3 separate regions of the Homo sapiens genome follow, and regions 2 and 3 are each linked to region 1. A link is a loop called in an ENCODE intact Hi-C map of the cell type or tissue named here. Cell type or tissue: endothelial cell of umbilical vein. All regions are shown on one strand. Links, peaks and the distances in the headings refer to the core of each region. The heading gives the core; the rest is flanking DNA. Region 1 holds the start of LIAT1 (ligand of ATE1). Region 2 overlaps VPS53 (VPS53 subunit of GARP complex). Region 3 overlaps VPS53 (VPS53 subunit of GARP complex).

Region 1 (10,395 bases), core at 3,246-8,245:
AGAGAGAGACATTTTGATGACACAGTGTGACCTCCTGGATCCAGCCATGACTGAAGCCACAGGCAACCCTGGACTGTTGGCTTTATAAGTCAACCATTCCGGCCAGGCGTGGTAGCTCACGCCTGTAAATCCCAGCACTTTGGGAGTCCGAGGCGAGTGGATCACTTGAGGTCAGGAGTTCTAGACCAGCCTGGCCAACATGGTGAAACCCCATCTCTACTAAAACTACAAAAATTAGCCGGGCGTGGTGGCACATGCCTGTAATCCCAGCTACTCAGGAGGCTGAGGCAGGAGAATCGCTTGAACCCAGAAGGCGGAGGTTGTGGTGAGCCAAGATGGTGCTTTGCACTCCAGCCTGGGTGACGAGAGTGAAACTCCATCTCAAAAAAAAAAAAAAAAGAAAAAGAAAAAAAAAGTCAACCATTCCCCTTGGTCTGTAAGGTGGTTTTCACTGTGGTTTGTTTCTTGCCCTGAAGGAGTCCTCACTGCTACAGCCTGGGTGTGAGGAAGATATGCAAACTTCGAACCCAAGGTGTTCTGAGTTGAAGCTACTTGTGTGTTCCAGGAACCTTCACCCCACCTGCTTTCTATCATTATACGTTAAGCACCGGCCTTCAGGGCCCCGGCTTCCTTCCTGCTCCACTCTCTCCTGCTCCGGGGCCCCCGTCATTTGTTCTCTGTGTGTGAATTCTCTCTCTTGGCCAGCCACTGAAGCCAGATTTCGTTTGTGAAGCTGACCCTTCCAGGAGGTAAGGTCTACACCATTACTCGGGACAGTCTCTCTAGCAGACATGTGGCCACGTCAACCTGAAATACCACTGATGAAAACTCGTAGTTTGTTTCCTGGGTGCCAGGCGCCATGCTAGATGCCTCATTGCACTCGATTCTCACAGCACTAAGGCAGGAATTTGCAGTCCGGTTTTCAGATGAGGTAACTAAGGCTCGGAGAGGTGAAGCAATCTGCCAGGGGCCACAGTGCTAGCATGTGGTGGGAAAGAGGTGAATTCAGCTCTGGTGTCAAAGCTCGCCATCTTAGCTACTTTCCCAGAATGTTACCTCGCAGCTGGGAGATGACCACAGCCCCCACCCCTGCCTCTCACCGCCATGGAAGGCGCTGCTAAGCGACCGTCTCAGCCCAGTGCACCCTCACACTCCTCTGTGCCCCAGGCTCCAGCCACTGTGGTAGACCCGGAGGGCACATGAGATGCCAGCCCCGTGGCTGCCCTCTGTTCTGTCTCTGCCTTTAATACCCTGGGGCACAAGCGAGGTCCTGTGGCTGGCACTGGAGTATTTCCTGCCCCTTCCTCTCCATGGAGAGCAGAGGACAGGCCTGGCCTCAGCACAGGGAGGCCCGTTCCTGTCTGCTAACCATTCTCCATGGCAGGAGAGGACTCTTCCAAATGTCTCTTCAGTATATTTTGACAGGGTGCAAGGGCAAATGTGGAAACTGTAACTGGCCTTTTAAGGAAGGGTCAGAAGAGGGCTGCTCTGCCAGCCCAGAGCTAGCAGGGACCACGATGCCCACTTAACTTTTTTTTCTTTTTTCGGACAGAGTCTTGCTCTGTTGCCCAGGGTGGAGTGCAGTGGCACCATCTTGGCTCTGCCACCTCCGCCTCCTGGGTTCAAGCGATTCTCCTGCCTCGGCCTCCTGAGGAGCTGGGACTACAGGCACCTGCAACCATACCTGGTTAATTCTGTACTTTTACCAGAGACAGGGTTTCACCATATTAGCCAGGCTGGTCTCGAATGCCCGACCTCAGATGATCCACCTGCCCCAGCCTCCCAGTGTTGGGATAATAGGCCTGAGCCACTGCGCCCAGCCATTTTCACTTAACTTTCAAATGAGCATTCTGTGATGTCTGTATCGGCTTTAACCTCTCCTGTGTACAGTGTACATTCATTTTTTGTCTACCCCAGAACACTGTAACCTCTTGAAGGTCAGGAATCTCATCTTAGCCCTCCATGCTGTCCCTCTCAGACCCACGGTGTTGCTGAGGTAGCTGAGGCTTCCCCAGAGACCACCCTTTTCCTTTGGACCTTTCAGCTAGAAATGCCAGGAGAGACACACACACACACACACACACACACACACACACACACACCTTTCAGCTAGAAATGCCAGGACACACACACACACACACACACACACACACACAACCTTTCAGCTAGAAATGCCAGGACACACACACACACACACACACACACACACACACACACACGACCAGCCCTCGGCCAATGCCTTTGGGGAGTATAAATACCCCAGCTTCCTCACCCCCAGGTGGGATAATTCTAGAAGTGGGTTTCCCTGTGGAATTAAGCCCAGTATGAAAGCTGGCCTAATAGTCCCTGGAAGGGGGGCCAGACACAGTGGCTCATATGCCTGTAATGTTGTGGAAGGCCAAGGTGGGAGGACTGCTTGAGGCCAGGAGTTCGAGACCAGCCTGGGCAACATAGTGAGACCACACCCCCTCCAATCTCTACAAAAAATTTTTAAAATTAGCCAGGCGTGGTGGCACTCACCTATAGTCCCTGCTACTTAGGGGGCTGAGGCGGGAGGATCATCTGAGCCCACGAGGTGGAGTGCAGTGAGAGCTATGATTTCGCCACTGGTACTCCAGCCTGGGCAACAGAGCGGGATCCTGTCTAAAAAGAAAAGTCCCAGGATTGGCCGTCTTCCCTTCTCTGTATCACCCTCTACTCATCCTTTCTTCACCTCCCAGATAATCTACTTGCATTTGAACCCTCGTCTCAGGGGCTGCTTCTGGGAGAGCACAAACGACGACAGCACGTGGCCCTCACTCACTGGCTACTTGTGGAGGGGAGGAATGTGTATTTAGGAGACGCGGCGTAGCGAGGCTTTTTATAATGGAGGATTAGGAGAGGACCATGTTTATGAAAGAAGCAGTATTCCTCTTGGGACTTCCCATGGTAACTTCCCAGGGATGGAGTTCTGGAACCCACTTATTTGAGGCCATATAAAGGCAGGCCATGCATTTAATTAAAACAGAAAAAGGCTCCAAGAGGTTCAGGGCATCGTCCTCCGGCCAACAGAAGCAGGTACCGTGTGAGGAGTTTCACCATGAGATTGAGACTTAAGAGGTAAATCATCTACACGCTTTCTTTTCTTTTTGGGGCAGATTATAGACATCTAGCTGTGGTGAGAAATTAAGTAACAGAGATGCTTACTTAAGAAAAAGGAAATTCTGAAAAGAACTCTGTTCACTAAATTGCTTATGTTCTCAAGGCACTGTGGCTCTCCTGGGCAACCGAGGGCAGCTTGGTGATGGGAGAGTCGGCGTCGTCCGTGTACCGAACATCTGTTTCCTTCAGATACGGGTCTCATTTCCTTTTATGATGATGGTTTTTAACACATAAACTTGTGGTGAGGAGGAATTATAAGTTTGTGAGCGTCGTGGGTAGATTTTCACTCCAGCAGAGTAGGAGCTAAGTCAGAGTGTAGAAGCTTTGGGGTAAGGTTTCCTTCAAAACAGAGATTGGGGCACTCGGCTTTCGACGTGGGCTGCCTGTGGCTGGAGCTGCCATCTTTGTCCGAGAGGTAGGGTAAGTTCTCAGGGGCCTCCTCGGCATTGGGGTCAGTGTGGAAGCCCTTGAGGGCCTCGGGGTCGGGGTGGAAGCCCTTGAGGGCCTCGGGGTCGGGGTGGAAGCCCTTGAGGGCCTCGGGGTCGGGGTGGAAGCCCTTGAGGGCCTTGGGGTCGGGGTGGAAGCCCTTGAGGGCCTCGGGGTCAGTGTGGAAACCCTTGAGGGCCTTGGGGTCGGGGTGGAAGCCCTTGAGGGCCTTGGGGTCGGGGTGGAAGCCCTTGAGGGCCTCGGGGTCAATGTGGAAACCCTTGAGGGCCTCGGGGTCAGTGTGGAAACCCTTGAGGGCCTCAGGGTCGGGGTGGAAGCCCTTGAGGGCCTCGGGGTCGGGGTGGAAGCCCTTGAGAGCCTCGGGGTCGGGGTGGATGCCCTTGAGGGCCTCGGGGTCGGGGTGGAAGCCCTTGAGGGCCTCGGGGTCGGGGTGGAAGCCCTTGAGGGCGTCGGGGTCGGGGTGGAAGCCCTTGAGGGCCTCGGGGTCGGGGTGGAAGCCCTTGAGGGCCAAGCACCGGTACCGTTTTCTCCGATTCAGTTTATAGATGCGAATCCTTTCCTTCTCTGCCTCCGGGTCAGCAAGAATTCCATCCCAACGCAGACTTTCGTTGATCCGATTCGCAAGGTTCTCTATTTCGGCAAAGTCGGGGAGGCTGACGGTGGAGGAGTCAGAAGGGAGGTGCTTCTTTTCCACTTTGCTCTGTCTGTGCTCTGGTTTCGGGCCACGCTCTTTGCAAGGACTTAAGATGTCATGAAAGGAGGAAGAAAGCGGCTGGCTCTTCAGGCTCTGACTCTGATGTTTATCTGCTGAGTAGATGAGCAGGTTAGTGTTTGTGGCAATGTCTGACCTTGGCCTGCTGGGGATGGTGCCAAAATCACCCAAGATGGAAGAGGAGGATGGGGGCCCCTCCGTACCCAGGGCTCAGGCTGCCAAGCCCACCAGCCTCGTGCCCACCTGCCTGTGTGATTTTGCTGAAATCATTTCAGGGCAGGAGGAACCATTCATTGAGCACACAGTCTGAGCCAGGCCGTCTGGGTAAAGGCGATCGGCCCTATTCTTCGGGTGAGGAAACCGAAGCTCCAAAAGGTTCAGGAACTTGCCAATGTCATGAGCGAGTGGCAGAGCTGGGACCTGAGTGCAGGCTGGGCCCCCAATGCCCCATTCTTTCCACTGGGCCGTGCTGCCCTCATCCATCCTCGCCATGTGCTCACCACGGCCATTCCCAGTTCTGGGAGTCTGTGACTCTACCCTAGTCTAGACACTTTATGATGGAAGGAACGGAAAACAACAGAAAAGCTTCCTAAATTTGACTGAAAGCAGTATTATGCCAAGCCAGAAATACTTCTGCTGTATGGCTTGTACTGATTTTTTTTTTTAACATCAATAGCACTTCAGAATTATTTAACATGCACATAAAATGCTACAAATTGTGGTTCTTTCATCAGCTCGTCCTTTTATTTTAGGGGAGAGAGAAAGAAATCATCTTTTGACATTTCCCTCCCTTGCTACGCCCTGGAAACTATCTGGTGCCCCCTGCTGATGGTATGAGGCACATGTCACTGTAATTTCTACAGTGAAAAGCTACGCCAAAAGGACAATGAACTGCCAAATTTCTTTTTGCAGATACACACAGGGCTTTTTTTTTTTTTGAGACTGAGTCTCACTCTGCCACCCAGGCTGGAGCACAGTGGCACAATCTTGGCTCACTGCAACCTCCGCCTCTCAGGTTCAAGCAATTCTAGGTGCCTGCCACCATGCCCAGCTAATTTTTGTATTTTCAGTAGAGACGGGGTTTCACCATGTTGGCCAGGCTGGTCTTGAATTCCCAAAGTGCTGGGATTACAGGCGTGAGCCATGTGCCCAGCCACACAGGGCTTCTTGACCTGAACTGCAGAATTTTCTTGCCTTTGTATTACGCCTGAGAAGTACTTATCATCTTCCCATTGCTCCCTTCCCACACTGCACGGTCCATATGGGCGAGGCTGCCACTCTGCCTCCTGCTTGCCTTGGTGCCAGCTCTGCCACAGAGGGCCAGGCCCCAGAACTGGAGCTTAGAGCCCTCTCCCAGACAGCCAAAGCCACTGAGGTGGACCACACGGGCGACAGTGGCCTCACAGCACTCACGGGCACCTGCATTCTCTGTCACTGCTGTGCTCTCTCTCCTCAAAGTGGGTGCTCAGTCCCCTTGTCAAGAAATGTAGGGGTTCTACAAGAAGAGCTTGGTGAGATGTAGGGACTGGGGTTTATGGCAGGTAGGGTATGTGTGTTTGTGAAGGTGTCCCTGAGAGAGACTGCAATTCCTGCCTGCATATGACTACACACGCGAATGGATAACGTATTAACAGTCTGTGTGTGTAGACTAGGAATGTGTGTGCATGAGGGGGATCTGTGCTTTAGTTTTCTTGTTTGTTTTTTTGAGAGACAGGGTCTTGCTTGTTGCCCAGGCTGGAGTGCAATGGTGCGATCATAGCTCACTGCAGCCTGGAAGTCCTGGGTTCAAGTGATCCTCCCACCTCGGCCTCCCAAAGTGCTCGGATTACAGGTGTGAGCCACTGCGTCCCGCCCTTTAGTTTCACTGTTGGTGTTACATTGATAGAAGGTGGGGGGAGTGGTTGAGGGTGTCCCCCGCCCTTTAGTTTCACTGTGGGTGTTACACTGATATGAAGCGGGGAGTGGTTGAGGGTGTCAGGGATTATAGGAGGATGTCACAGTGACTGGTGTCATGGGGTTTGTGCAGTCCAAGGCTGCCCCTTGGTGGGTGCGAGGGGGAGCCCATGCAGCGAGGACCTTTAATACACACGTCTGTGGGTGTGGGTGTCTACCGCGCATCCACAGGCAGGCAGCCTTAACGCAAGAGGGTGGGAGGAGGGGAGGCAGGAGTCTGCCCTTCTCTGTGCATGAGAGTGAGGGCCTTTCATGTGGCATCAATGTGTTTGGGGTGGGGAAAGTGTCTTGTGAGGAGGGCCTCTGTGGGGAAGGCGCAGACGTTTAAGACTGCCAGTTTTGGCTGAGGGATTAGGAAGTTGAGAGGGTGTCTTTGTGTGGGGCTGGAAGGCTCTTAGGAATGGTGGATATCTGTAGGGGTCTCTGTGTGGGGCTAAGGGACCGCAGAGTTGGTGGATGGTCTCCACGGGTGGGGCTGGGGCATCAACGTGCTGCTGACGGGCATGTGTGGGGAGCAGGAGGACCTCGGTCCGGGACCACTGAGCTTCTGTTTCCGGTCTGAAGGGTAAATGGGGGGTGGGTCCCCAAAGAGTCTCCAGGGAACCGGAGCTGACGCAGCCGGGCTAGCTGCTCCTCTTACCGTCCCCCTTGCCAGACCCCTTGGTCTTCTTCTTCCTTTTTTTCTTCTTCACCTTCCGTTTGGCCAGCTCGGAGGCGCCGCCTGTGATGGGGGGCAGTCTAGACCCCCGCGGGCCCGCGGCGCCGCCCTCCCGCTCCTCCTCCTCGCCGTCGTTGTCCTTGTACCCCATTGTCCCCGCCCCACCGCGGCGGTCCAGCCGCCCGCTGGGCTGCAACCCAACCCGCCCCGGGGGCGCCCGAGGCCCGATGCCGACTAATCGGCGACTCTCAGCGCGGACCGCCAGGCCAGGGCCACGCGTCTCCATGGCGACCACCCCTGCTGCGCCTGCGCAGTCAGGACGCTTCCGCCCGGTGCCCCACGGACCGCGGTGTGCGCATGCGTGCTTCCGTCTTTTGGCGACCTTGGCACACAGCGGTGTGCGCATGTGTGCTTCTGTCGGGGATCTCGAGAACAGAGCGTTGTGCGCATGCGTACATCTGTCGGAGTGCTAGGTACGCAGCGGTGCGCGCATGCGTGCTTCCATCTGTTGGCGATACCGGCACAGCGATGTGCGCATGCGTGCTTCTGTCTGCGGAGACCTCCGCGCATAGAAGTGTGCGCATGCGTGCGTCTGTCGGAAACCTCCGCACACAGAGGTGTGCGCATGCGTGCTTCTGTCGGGGACCGCGGCGCACGGTGGTTCGCCCATGCTTGCTTTTGTCTGTTGGAATCTGGACAGTTGACCGCAGGAAGGGGAGGGTGGGCAGAGAGATTTTAAATCCCTGGGCTGACACTCATCTCGTCCAGTCCCGTGCCTCGATCCTCCTGCCTTGGCCTCCCATCCCCACGCCTGGCTAAGAGTTTTGATTTTTGGTTTCAGGCTGGTCTCGAACTCCTGGGCTCCATCGATCTTCCCGCCTCGGCCTCCTAGATCGCTGGGATCACAGGCATGAGCCTCCGTGCTCGGCCTCCTGTACCTTTTTAAATGCTGTGTATTCTCCCCTCAATTTTTATTGCCTGAGTTTCAGCCTCGTACATCTACCCTGGACTCTCAAAGCCAATGTGTCCAAAACAAACTTACTTCTTCATGGTTTTCCACTTTAGTGAACAAAACCGCTGGACTGGCTGGAAACCTGGTGGGCTTCCGTGTCCCCTACCCTCTCCCTTGTCCCTTACCCAGGCTGGGGCCGACTGCCGTGTCTGGCACTGGGACTTCTGGGTCCTCTCCTGAATGGTCTCTGCTTTCAAACCTTCCCCACGAACTCTTTTTCCGCACAGCTGCTAGAACAAACTTTTAAAAACAACCAAACCGTTCACTCTCTTGCTAAAAGTCTCCAGTGATGAAAAACAAAACATAAAAAGCCAAAAAGTCCTCCATTGCTTCCTCATCACAATTTACATCAAGATCTAAACTCTTGTGGGGCTCTGTGCAGGGCTGACACCCGTAGTCCCAACACTTTGGGAGGTCAAGGTGGGTGGATCGCTTGAGCCCATTCTGGGCAACGTAGTGAGACCCCATCTCTACAAAAAATTAACCAGCTGCGCTGAGGGGCACTTGTGGAGGAACTTGAGCCTGCAGTGAGCCGAGATCGCACCACTGCTGTCCAGCCTGGGTAACAAAGCAAGACTTTCTCTCTCTTTTTTTTTTTTTGGGAGACAGAGCCTTCCTCTGTTGCCCAGGCTGGAATGCAGTGGCGTGAACGTGACTCACTGCAACCTCTGCCTCTCAGGTTCAAGTGATTCTTCTGCCTCAGCCTCCCTAGTAGCTAGGACTACAGGTGCGTGCCACCACGCCTGGCTGATTTTTTATTTTTTATTTTTTGTATTTTTAGTAGAGACGGGGTGTCACCATATTGGCCAGGCTGGTCTCGAACACCTGACCTTGTGATCCGCCTACCTCGGCCTCCCAAAGTGCTGGGACTACAGGCTTGAGCCACCACGCCCGGCCTCTGTGTCTTAAAAAAAAAAATAACAAAGTGTGGCTTACAAGGCCTGGTATGATGCATCACCTGCTTTTCTTTCTAGGTTTACCCTCCACAGATTGTATTATCTGAAAATGGCTGCAGAGGCTGGGCATGGTGGCTCACGCCTGTAATCCCAGCACTTTGGGAGGCCGAGGTGGGTGGATCACTTGAGGTCAGGAGTTTGAGACCAGCCTGGCCAACATGGAGAAACCCCGTCTCTACTAAAAATACAAAAATTAGCTGGGCATGGTGGTGGGTGCATGTAATCCCAGCTATTTGAGAGGCTGAGGCAGGAGAATCACTTGAACCCAGGAGGTAGAGGTTGCAGTGAGCTGAAATTGCATCACTGCACTCCAGCCTGGGTGACAGGGCAAGGCTCCATCTCAAAATAAAATAAAATGATAAAATAAAATAAAACTGCTGTGCTCCAGCCTGGGTGACAGAGCAAGACTCCATCTCAAAATAAAATAAAATGATAAAATAAAACTGGCTGCAGTAATATCTCTTGTCCCACATACTCTTCAAGAATCTTGCCATTCCCATGGCAAGACGCAGAGTCTCATTCCGCTCTCCTTCAATTTAAGGGGTTTGTTGACTCGCTTGTAACCAATAGTATGTGGCAGAAGTGCCTCTGTGTGACTTCTCAGGCTAGGTCCTAAAGGGAATGCAGCATCCATCCATCTTCTTAGCCCATGACGTGCTTGCTGTAGAGTCCTGAGCCTCCCATTGAGAAGTCTGAGGACCCCAAGGCTGTCACACCTTGATAAATCCCCACCTAGTCCACGTGGAGAGCCTCTAAGATGTATGGAGAGAAAGATGCCTCAGCTCCTCCAGCCCCCACTTTTCCCATCCAGCTATCGTCCTGCAGCAGCAGCAGGAGAGACCCCAGGCCAGCCCCAAGCAGACAAGCCTTTCCTGAATTCCTGACCCAAAGAAGCTGTGAGAGAAAATACAATGGTTGTAGTTATTTAAGTTACGAAGGTTTGGAGTGATGTGTTATGCAACAGTAGATAACCAAATGTGTCTTTTTAAAAAGATATGGAATGGTATTTTATCTTTTATTTAATTTCAACTTTTATTTTAGATTCGGGGGGTACATGTGCAAGTTTGTTACATGAGTACACTGAGTGATGGTACATGACTCATGAGTACAATGTACATGAGTACATTGAGGTTTGGGGTATGGGTGATCCCGTCACCCAGGTGGTGAGTACAACACCCAACAGTAGTTTCTCAGTCCACATCTTCCAGCCCCTCCTCCCTCTAGTAGTCCCCATTACCCATTGAAAAATCAGCCTTTGATTTTAGCCACTCTAGTGGGTAAGAAGTTGTATTTCTCTGTGGTTTTGAATTGAATTCCCTTGGTGATTAACGAAGTCAAGAACTCTTGAAAGTGCTTTCTGGTCATTTGTGTATATATATATATATATGTATATATATATATATATTTTTTTTTTTTGAGATGGAGTCTTGCTGTGTGGTCTGGGCTTCCATGCAGTGGCACAATCTCCACTCGATGCAGCCTCTGCCTTCTGGGTTCAAGCAATTCTCCTCCCTCA
Region 2 (5,000 bases), core at 1-5,000, 150 kb before region 1:
TTAAGTTTTAAATGCAGTAGGAATGATTACTTGTGGCAGTAGTTTATGTACATTGCAAACGAGCACATTTGCTTTACTTTTCTTGAAGTAAAATAACATTTTTGGTTTTTTTTTTTCCTCCTAGGAACCTCGGAGAGCTGATAGATCGGTTTGTGGCTGATTTCAAAGCCCAGGGGCCACCTAAGCCCAACACTGATGAAGGGGGTGCCGTGCTCCCCAGCTGCGCCGACCTCTTTGTCTACTACAAGAAGTGCATGGTGCAATGCTCTCAGCTCAGTACTGGGGAGCCCATGATCGCCCTGACCACCATTTTCCAGAAGTACCTCCGAGAATACGCCTGGAAAATCCTCTCTGGCAACCTGCCCAAGTGAGTCCTGTTCTTCATAGTCTGAGTGGTGGCAAATAGACCTAAATATGGGAATCTTAAGGAAATCCACTCTGAAGTTGTTTACTAAACCACCAAGAGTATCAAGGAGGAAAGCACGCTTCCTGAGTTCCCGAGGGCCTGAAGCTATTTCCTCTCTGACATTCCACAGCTGATCAAGACCATCAGAGGAAATGTCCACACTGACTGCCCACGTGGGCAAATCTTACCACGGTGGACTCGAGAACCAATCCCATTGTATGCCTATTTAATTTTCATGGATTCAGCTATAGATACTTGGCACATACAAAAAAAGTGAGGTTGTGGTGGAAATAACTGATAAATAGCTTAAGCAGTTTCACCCAAGCCTCTTTTGGTGAGATGATGCCCCGGAGTGATGGGTTGGAGGAATGAATCTGCTTTTTCCTCATTCCCAGTAGGTTCCAAGTCCCTCTTGTGGTGCACACTTCCTGCCATGCTGGACAGAGCCTAATGTTTCAGATGCGGTAGGATTGGGGGTCAGCTACTGCATAGCTCCTAATTATGGGGACTATTGTGTTATCCTGAGGCATTAGAACTGGACATAGCCTAATGTTTGAAGATGCGGTAGGATTGGGGGCAGCCGAGGCAGGAGGATCACTTGAGGTCAGGAGTTTGAGACCAGCCTGGCTAATATGGTGAAACCCCATCTCTACTAAAAATACAAAAATCAGCTGGGTGTGGTGGTGCATGCCTGTAGTCCCGGCTGCTCGGGAGGCTGAGGCAGGAGAATCACTTGAACCCGGGAGGCGGAGGTTGCGCTGAGCCGAGATTGTGCCATTGCACTCCAGCCTGGGCATTGCAGGGAGACTCCGCCCTAAAAAATAAATAAATAAATAAATAAATTATGTATAATCCCACTACCCAAAGAGAACGTAACTTTTTGTATATATTTTTCCGTTCTTGATAGATACCTAATGTGTGTGATCTGTGTGCTTTTGTTTGTTTGTGTCACGGAATTGGGGCTATACTGCTTATAGCTTTATTCCCTGCAGCTACCGTTTAACTTCATCGTGGGAGCATTTTCCCACGTGTATTAGTCAGCATCTCAGCAGAAAAAAATGGCATACTCAGCTGGGATTATGTCAGTAGAGAGACTGTTCACAGAAGTGGGGGCAAGGTGAAAGGAGCCAACAGAGGATTCCAAAGCATCCAGATATGAGTGGGTAGTGGTTACTACCATAGAACTCACTCAGTAGCTGGGGCTGCCCCAAAACCTGTAGTCACAGGAGGATGTGTGATGGGTGTTGGCCTCTTGAGACACTTAGGGCCTTGGGCAGGAAGCATGTCTTAACATTCGCTTATGTCCTCCTCCACAAGCACACATGAGTCCCCTTGCAGACTTCTCTTAACATTCGCTTATATCCTCCTCCACCAGCACACACGAGTCCCAGTGCAGACTTTTCTTAACATTCACTTATGTCCTCCTCCACAAACACACATGAGTTCCAGTGCAGACTTCTCTTAACATGCGCTTATGTCCTCCTCCACCAGCACACATGAGTCCCAGTGCAGACTTTTCTTAACTGAAAGAAACAGGGTAGGTAACCATCTTTCGTGCTCCACACGGTCCTAAATGAGTTCTGCACATCAGGAGATTCCAAGCTAAAGAGAGGACAGCTCAGCAGCCTTCCCTTTGGATATTAGACCATCCTAGTTAATGTGACTAATGGCCTGCTGATGATTCAGATTAACTAAAATAGGAATCATCTCTTCCTATTTCTGACGGTGTCAAGGTAAGGTCAGTAGGAAAAGGACTCATTGTATGTGAATTGATTTGGGCCATGTCCAGCCTTTACTTCCCCCTTTTCTGTATCTTAAAATAATGTAGTTTCCAGTTCAGGAAGCAAATTAGAAATTCCATGCTGACTTGTTCCTGTTCCTTTTCTTCAGAACCACAACCAGCAGTGGAGGACTGACTATCAGCAGCCTCCTCAAGGAAAAGGAGGGCTCAGAAGTAGCCAAGTTCACTCTGGAGGAGCTCTGCCTCATCTGTAACATCCTGAGCACGGCAGAGTACTGTCTGGCCACCACCCAGCAGGTGAGCCATCCTGGCTGCCCACTCACCACCTCCTTTTCCTGAACCCTCTGGGCTGCGTCGCTCGGCGAGTAAGAATATACGTCCTAACATGGCCACAGACAACCTTGGGTCAGACCAGTTGGCCTGCCACAGAGGAAAGCTCAGTGTCCAGCCATAAGGCTGCCCAGGCAGCTGTCTTACAGAAAGGCCTTGTTAAAAGAAGACTGGGCAAGAAAGTATGACTGGTCACCTCCCTGGAGTTGTGTAAGCTCCTCAAAGGGCATGACCTGTTAAAAGTAGGTCAGTAGCACTCCAACCCATATGAGAAAAGCAGTAACAAGCTTGTCTGTGCTAGGACCCAGCCTTTGGTGATGATGAGTCACAGCCAGTTATTCCATGCTCAGAAGTGTTACTAAGTTAAGCAGAATCCTTTGGGCTTTTATGTGTCTTCTGAAATTTACATGGCATTTTCAATCTGCCTCAACAAATAGCCATTGTTTGGGATGCTGACGTTTAGGAACTGGGGGACAGGAAAGGGTGATGCCTCTGCTGGAGGCCCCCACATGGCCATAGTTCAGCAACTGATGGAGCAGAAGGAAGACCCAGAATAACCTTTGATTCAGCCTTAAACATGGAATTAGAAGTCCTTTTCACACTTGGTCTGGGATTCCCCTGAGGCCAAGAGAAAGAAAGTAATTTGGAAAGGTTCTGCTCTTCTACCCACTTTGTATTTATAATTTACAGATGCCTAGACCACAAGAAGACAGTCATAAATGATAGTTCAGACAGCCCAGCTTGGAGCTCCTGTGTGCCAGGGCAGCAATATAGCAGGTCAAATAGGAAGTGTGTCTACCAAGGCCCCTCAGTGGCACATAAGCCAGCCAGAGGCAGAGGCAGCAGCACACTCTGCCTGGGGACCTGGTCATGTTGAGTTGCGAAGGTCATGACCTTCCAGGGTTTGGCCTTGGAGCCACAGAGCAGTCCGTTTAGCCCCAGGCCACTCCCCAGGTAAGATGGCACTATCTGTAAGGACCTCCAAGGCAGGGGTTCCAGAGTTCTTTCATGAAGAAACACTGTTTAACTATTTTGGGTGTGCACAGAAAGAAATACGATACATGTAAATATGCTATTTTAAAGGTAAAATAACCGTAGTATTTAAAAAAATAAAGATCCCTTTTAATCCCATCATCCTCAAATAATCATATTAGCAATTTGGGGTATTTTTTCAATTGTTATTCATAGACATAGTTTTGAATGTTACAATCTTAATTCACTGTTATATCCTTTTATTGTTAGTGTCATACATAGCATTAGCATTTCTCCTGTCATTATAATGATAGTAATAATCATAACTATCATTACAGGGTCATTATTACTATCATTGTTTATGGCCACATAATATTTCTCTTTAAGGGACTATACCATAAATTATTTATTTATTTATTTATTTTGAGACAGAGTCTTGCTCTGTCTTCCAGGCTGGAGTGCAGTGGCCATGATCTTGGCTCATTGCAGCCTCCACCTCCCAGGTTCAAGCAATTCTTCTGCCTCAGCCTCCTGAGTAGCTGGGATTATAGATGCCCATCACCATCCCCGGCTAATTTTTGTATTTTTTTTTTTTTTTTAGTAGAGATGGGGTTTCACCATCTTGGCCAGGCTGATCTCCAACTCTTGACCTTGTGATCCACCTGCCTTGGCCTCCCAAAGTGCTGGGATTACAGGTGTGAGCCCCTGTGCCCGGCCTTGTACCATAACTTATTTAGCAAGCATCCCTGATCGTTGTTTATAGTGCTTCAAATTTTGCTTTTTTTTTGAAACAGAGTCTCTCTCTGTCACCCAGGCTGGAGTGCAGTGGCACGATCTCGGCTCACTGCAAGCTCCCCCTGCCGGGTTCTCGCCATTCTCCTGCCTCAGCCTCGCGAGTAGCTGGGACTACGGGTTCCCATCACCACGCCTGGCTAATTTTTTTTTATTTTTAGTAGAGGCCGGGTTTCACTGTGTTAGCCAGGATAGTCTCGATCTCCTGATCTTGTGATCTGCCCGTCTTGGCCTCCCAAAGTGCTGGGATTACAGACGTGAGCCACTGTGAGTAGCTGGGACTACAGGCACCCGCTACCACACACAGCTAATTTTTTGTATTTTTAGTAGAGACGGGGTTTCACTGTGTTAGCCAGGATGGTCTCAATCTCCTGACCTCGTGATCCACTCACCTTGGCCTTCCAAAGTGCTGGGATTATAGGCGTGAGCCACCATGCCCAGCCAAAATTTTGCTTTTATAGATAATCCTGGCAGGGTACAGTGGCTCACGCCTGTAATCCTAGCATATTGGGAAGCCAAGGTGGAAGGATCGCTTGAGGCCAATAGTCCAAGACCAGCCTGGGTAACATAGTGAGACCTGGTCTTTACAAAAAATTTAAAAGTTAGTTGAGTGTGGTGGTACATGCCTGTGGTCTCAGCTACTTGGGAAGCTGAGGTTGGAGGATCGCTTGAGCCTGGGAGGTCAAAGCTGCAGTGAGCTATGATCACACCACTGCACTCCAGCCTGGGTGACAGAGTGAGACCCTGTCTCTAAAAAAA
Region 3 (5,000 bases), core at 1-5,000, 190 kb before region 1:
TAATTCTTGGGTGTTTCTCACAGAGGGGGATTTGGCAGGGTCATAGGACAATAGTGGAGGGAAGGTCAGCAGATAAACAAGTGAACAAAGGTCTCTGGTTTTCCTAGGCAGAGGACCCTGAGGCCTTCCGCAGTGTTTGTGTCCCTGGGTACTTGAGATTAGGGAGTGGTGATGACTCTTAACGAGCATGCTGCCTTCAAGCATCTGTTTAACAAAGCACATCTTGCACCGCCCTTAATCCATTTAACCCTGAGTGGACACAGCACATGTTTCAGAGAGCACAGGGTTGGGGGTAAGGTCACAGATCAACAGGATCCCAAGGCAGAAGAAGTTTTCTTAGTACAGAACAAAATGAAAAGTCTCCCATGTCTACTTCTCTCTACACAGACACGGCAACCATCCGATTTCTCAATCTTTTCCCCACCTTTCCCCACTTTCTATTCCACAAAGCCGCCATTGTCATCATGGCCCGTTCTCAATGAGCTGTTGGGTACACCTCCCAGACAGGGTGGTGGCCGGGCAGAGGGGCTCCTCACTTCCCAGTAGGGGCGGCCGGGCAGAGGCGCCCCTCACCTCCCGGGCGGGGCGGCTGGCCGGGCGGGGGGCTGACCCCCCCACCTCCCTCCCGGACGGGGCGGCTGGCCTGGCAGAGGGGCTCCTCACTTCCCAGTAGGGGTGGCTGGGCAGAGGCGCCCCTCACCTCCCGGATGGGGCGGCTGGCCGGGTTGGGGGCTGACCCCCCCCCCCACCTCCCTCCCGGACGGGGCGGCTGGCCTGGCAGAGGGGCTCCTCACTTCCCAGTAGGGGCGGCTGGGCAGAGGCGCCCCTCACCTCCCGGACGGGGCGGCTGGCCGGGCATGGGGCTGACCCCCCCACCTCCCTCCCGGACGGGGTGGCTGCCGGGCGGAGACGCTCCTCACTTCCCAGACGGGGTGGCTGCCGGGCAGAGAGGCTCCTCACTTCTCAGACGGGGCGGCTGCCGGGCGGAGGGGCTCCTCACTTCTCAGACGGGGCGGTTGCCGGGCAGAGGGTCTCCTCACTTCTCAGACGGGGCGGCCGGGCAGAAATGCTCCTCACCTCCCAGACCGGGTCGCGGCCGGGCAGAGGTGCTCCTCACATCCCAGACGGGGCGGCAGGGCAGAGGCGCTCCCCACATCTCAGACAATGGGCAGCCGGGCAGAGACGCTCCTCACTTCCTAGATGTGATGGCGGCCGGGAAGAGGTGCTCCTCACTTCCTAGGTGGGATGGCGGCCGGGCGGAGACGCTCCTCACTTTCCAGACTGGGCAGCCAGGCAGAGGGGCTCCTCACATCCCAGATGATGGGCGGCCAGGCAGAGACGCTTCTCACTTCCCAGACGGGGTGGTGGCCGGGCAGAGGCTGCAATCTCGGCACTTTGGGAGGCCAAGGCAGGCGGCTGGGAGGTGGAGGTTGTAGCGAGCTGAGATCACGCCCCTGCACTCCAGCCTGGGCACCATTGAGCACTGAGTGAACGAGACTCCGTCTGCAATCCCGGCACCTCGGGAGGCCGAGGCTGGCGGATCACTTGCGGTTAGGGGCTGGAGACCGGCCTGGCCAACCCAGCGAAACCCCGTCTCCACCAAAACCAGTCAGGTGTGGCGGCGCGAGCCTGCAATCGCAGGCACTCGGCAGGCTGAGTCAGGAGAATCAGGCAGGGAGGTTGCAGTGAGCCGAGATGGCAGCAGTACAGTCCAGCTTCGGCTCAGCATGAGAGGGAGACCGTGGAAAGAGAGGGAGAGGGAGACCGTGGGGAGAGGGAGAGGGAGAGGGAGAGCTGCAAGTCATTTTGTATTGTGGGCTTTCAGATGAAATTTTTTTTTGAACCAGAGGTTTTATGTAATTTAAAAAAAAAATGGCCGGGAATGGTGGCTCATGCCTGTAATCCCAGCACTTTGGGAGGCTGAGGCAGGCCGATCACCTGAGGTCAGGAGTTCAAAACCAGCCTGACCAACATGGTGAAACTATGTTGAAACCATACTAAACAACATGGTGAAACCATACTAAAAATACAAAATTAGCCGGGCGTGGTGGTGCATGCCTGTAATCCCAGCTACTCAGGAGGCTGAGGCAGGAGAATCGTGTGAACTTGGGAGGCGGAGGTTACAGTGAGCCGAGATCACGCCATTGCACTATAGCCTGGGTGACAGAGTGAGACTCCATCTCAAAAGAAACAACTAAACCCCCTAATCTAGCTGATCCACCCACCATTTCATGGGCTATTACTGATTAGTAATAACACTTACATGCCAGTGACTAATGCCTCCACCCACGCCATCCCTTACCTCCTGCTGCGTCACCAGCCCTGGCCTTGCTGGTGGCTGATTAGGTGGGCGCCCCAGGATCTCCCTCTTCCCAGAGTGGGGTGCACAACAAAAGCAGACCTCTTGGGGTGGGGGAGGGACCCCACCAGGTGTTAGTGGTGAAATCAGCCAGAGGTGGTTGGAGGGAAGGTCTCTGCCGGCTCTGTGGGTGACCTAACCCATTTCATGGCTGCAGTCAGTAGCCATGTGGCCCTCAAGGTAAGGGTCACACCCTGCTCACTACTGCAGTTTACGCCTCGCTGCTGAGAAGAGAGAGGGAACCTGAAAGAAGGTATTTCGTTTACAAGAGGGCCTGAGCAATCAGTTGCCAAGATATTCCCAATGATAAAAACTGACATCTGAAAGGAGCCTGAGGGACACTGAAAGCATAACAGAAAGGAGCAGAAATAAGGAATGTCCCTTCTGGTGATCCGAGCGGTTCGATTTAATCTGTTTACATTGGGTAGTAATGAAAGGAAGTGGGACCAGCTGCAGACCTCCTCACTGTGACAACAGTAACCTTTTATTATTCCACCAAACTCCAGGAGGAAATAGCTTAAACATCTTCAGCTTTTGGACAGAATTCACACACTCAGAACCCGGCCCAAACATTACTGCTAAATGACTTAGTGTAGTGTTTAAGCTGAGAATCAACCCTTTGGGCAGTTGCTTGGTGCAAAGGGAAATGCCAGTTAGCCAAAATTCCAGCACCTACTATCTAAACTGAGCACGTTCATAACGTAGCCATAGGCAGGAGGCAGCCCTGCAGGAAAAAAGTAAGAAAAAAGGAAACTTCAGGCAGTCTCTCCCATTATTCCTCTCTTGCTTCAGCTCACTAGAAGTGCTGCAAGAGGACCCGGGTGCTGTGGTGGCAGGGTCAAGGGTCCCTCCTCACTGCAGAAGAGTGCTGTTGGTGGGGAGGGCAGGGCAGGGCAGCGTCATCTGCAGATAGAGGTGGAACCCTGGCACTGCCTGGTCATGCAGCTTTCTGAGTGTCCTGTGGGGCCTCATCAAGGGCAGGACCTGTGGGACGTCATCAAGGGCAGGGCCTGTGGCAGACTGAACAAGATGAGTTCGTTGGAATTATGTAGCCATTTTCTTTACTCACTTGGAATCTGTATTTTATACCTAAGAGATGAGCTCTTCACACTTACTCCAACATAGTTTCTTTCAAATCATATATCACTTTTGTGCATACATAAAAAGGAAACTATAGGCAAAATAAATAAAGATATTTCTAAAACTTCTTCACATGCAGGTCCACATCTTCTGAACCACTTTTTAAAAAACTTTATATTTTGAAATAATTATGGGCTCATAAATTATAAACCTAGTACAGCGAGGTACAGTGTACTGATCTCCCAGCGTCCTCCAGGGGACAGCTAACATAGTAGAGTCCATCATCAAACCAGGAAATTGATCCAGACCCCTTCCCATCTCCCAGCTTCCTCCAGGGGGACACTAGAGTGCATCATCAAACGAGGAAATTGATCCAGACCCCTTCCCATCTCCCAGCTTCCTCCAGGGGGACACTAGAGTGCATCATCAAACGAGGAAATTGATCCAGACCCCTTCCCATCTCCCAGCTTCCTCCAGGGGGACACTAGAGTGCATCATCAAATCAGGAAATTGATCCAGACCCCTTCCCATCTCCCAGCTTCCTCCAGGGGGACACTAGAGTGCATCATCAAACCAGGAAATTGATCCAGACCCCTTCCCATCTCCCAGCTTCCTCCAGGGGGGGCACTAGAGTGCATCATCAAACCAGGAAATTGATCCAGACCCCTTCCCATCTCCCAGCTTCCTCCAGGGGGGACACTAGAGTGCATCATCAAACCAGGAAATTGATCCAGACCCCTTCCCATCTCCCAGCTTCCTCCGGGGGGGCACTAGAGTGCATCATCAAATCAGGAAATTGATCCAGACCCCTTCCCATCTCCCAGCTTCCTCGAGGGCAGGGCACTAGAGTGCATCATCAAACCAGGAAATTGATCCAGACCCCTTCCCATCTCCCAGCTTCCTCCAGGGGGGACACTAGAGTGCATCATCAAACCAGGAAATTGATCCAGACCCCTTCCCATCTCCCAGCTTCCTCCAGGGGGACACTAGAGTGCATCATCAAATCAGGAAATTGATCCAGACCCCTTCCCATCTCCCAGCTTCCTCCAGGGCAGGGCACTAGAGTGCATCATCAAACGAGGAAATTGATCCAGACCCCTTCCCATCTCCCAGCTTCCTCCAGGGGGACACTAGAGTGCATCATCAAACGAGGAAATTGGTCCAGACCCCTTCCCATCTCCCAGCTTCCTCCAGGGGGACACTAGAGTGCATCATCAAACGAGGAAATTGATCCAGACCCCTTCCCATCTCCCAGCTTCCTCCAGGGGGACACTAGAGTGCATCATCAAACCAGGAAATTGATCCAGACCCCTTCCCATCTCCCAGCTTCCTCCAGGGTGGGGCACTAGAGTGCATCATCAAACCAGGAAATTGATCCAGACCCCTTCCCATCTCCCAGCTTCCTCCAGGGGGACACTAGAGTGCATCATCAAATCAGGAAATTGATCCAGACCCCTTCCCATCTCCCAGCTTCCTCGAGGGCAGGGCACTAGAGTGCATCATCAAACCAGGAAATTGATCCAGACCCCTTCCCATCTCCCAGCTTCCTCCAGGGGGGACA

What was found. Hi-C counts contacts between places; a loop is a spot of excess contacts. Peaks named below come from ENCODE experiments on the same cell type or tissue, not always from the same donor. Only the 100,000 strongest peaks of a DNase experiment are listed, where the experiment ranks them.
Region 2: it touches region 1 in a loop (5-fold over the local background); 2 of 110 quality-filtered maps call a loop at or near these places.
Region 3: it touches region 1 in a loop (7-fold over the local background); 2 of 110 quality-filtered maps call a loop at or near these places.

The regions. Positions count from the first base shown.
Region 1 is chr17:407,145-417,539 of GRCh38, reverse strand. LIAT1 (ligand of ATE1) reads right to left here and starts at 7,215. Exons shown (of 2, transcript NM_001013672.5): 1 at 6,894-7,215; 2 at 2,874-4,392. The coding sequence starts at 7,197. The coding sequence ends at 3,425. LOC105371430 (a long non-coding RNA gene) reads left to right here and starts at 3,517. Exons shown (of 3, transcript NR_136407.1): 1 at 3,517-3,561; 2 at 4,127-4,411. RefSeq lists an enhancer at 706-855 and a silencer at 7,074-7,163. In endothelial cell of umbilical vein, for the core only: a CTCF peak has its summit at 5,132 (motif pointing left); DNase peaks (open chromatin) are centred at 3,309, 5,099 and 7,349; H3K4me3 peaks cover 1,243 bases; H3K27ac peaks cover 583 bases.
Region 2 is chr17:557,870-562,869 of GRCh38, reverse strand. It overlaps VPS53 (VPS53 subunit of GARP complex), which reads left to right. Exons shown (of 22, transcript NM_001128159.3): 14 at 125-367; 15 at 2,297-2,444. Among named protein-coding and RNA genes, the nearest start is that of VPS53-AS1, 38 kb to the right of the region's middle. RefSeq lists a silencer at 1,605-1,654 and an enhancer at 1,670-2,869. In endothelial cell of umbilical vein, for the core only: no CTCF peak of the experiment used is centred there; DNase peaks (open chromatin) are centred at 489, 1,489, 2,159 and 2,669; H3K27ac peaks cover 3,698 bases.
Region 3 is chr17:594,744-599,743 of GRCh38, reverse strand. All of the region lies in intron 12 of VPS53 (VPS53 subunit of GARP complex), which reads left to right. Among named protein-coding and RNA genes, the nearest start is that of VPS53-AS1, 75 kb to the right of the region's middle. In endothelial cell of umbilical vein, for the core only: no CTCF peak of the experiment used is centred there; a DNase peak (open chromatin) is centred at 2,853; H3K27ac peaks cover 1,186 bases.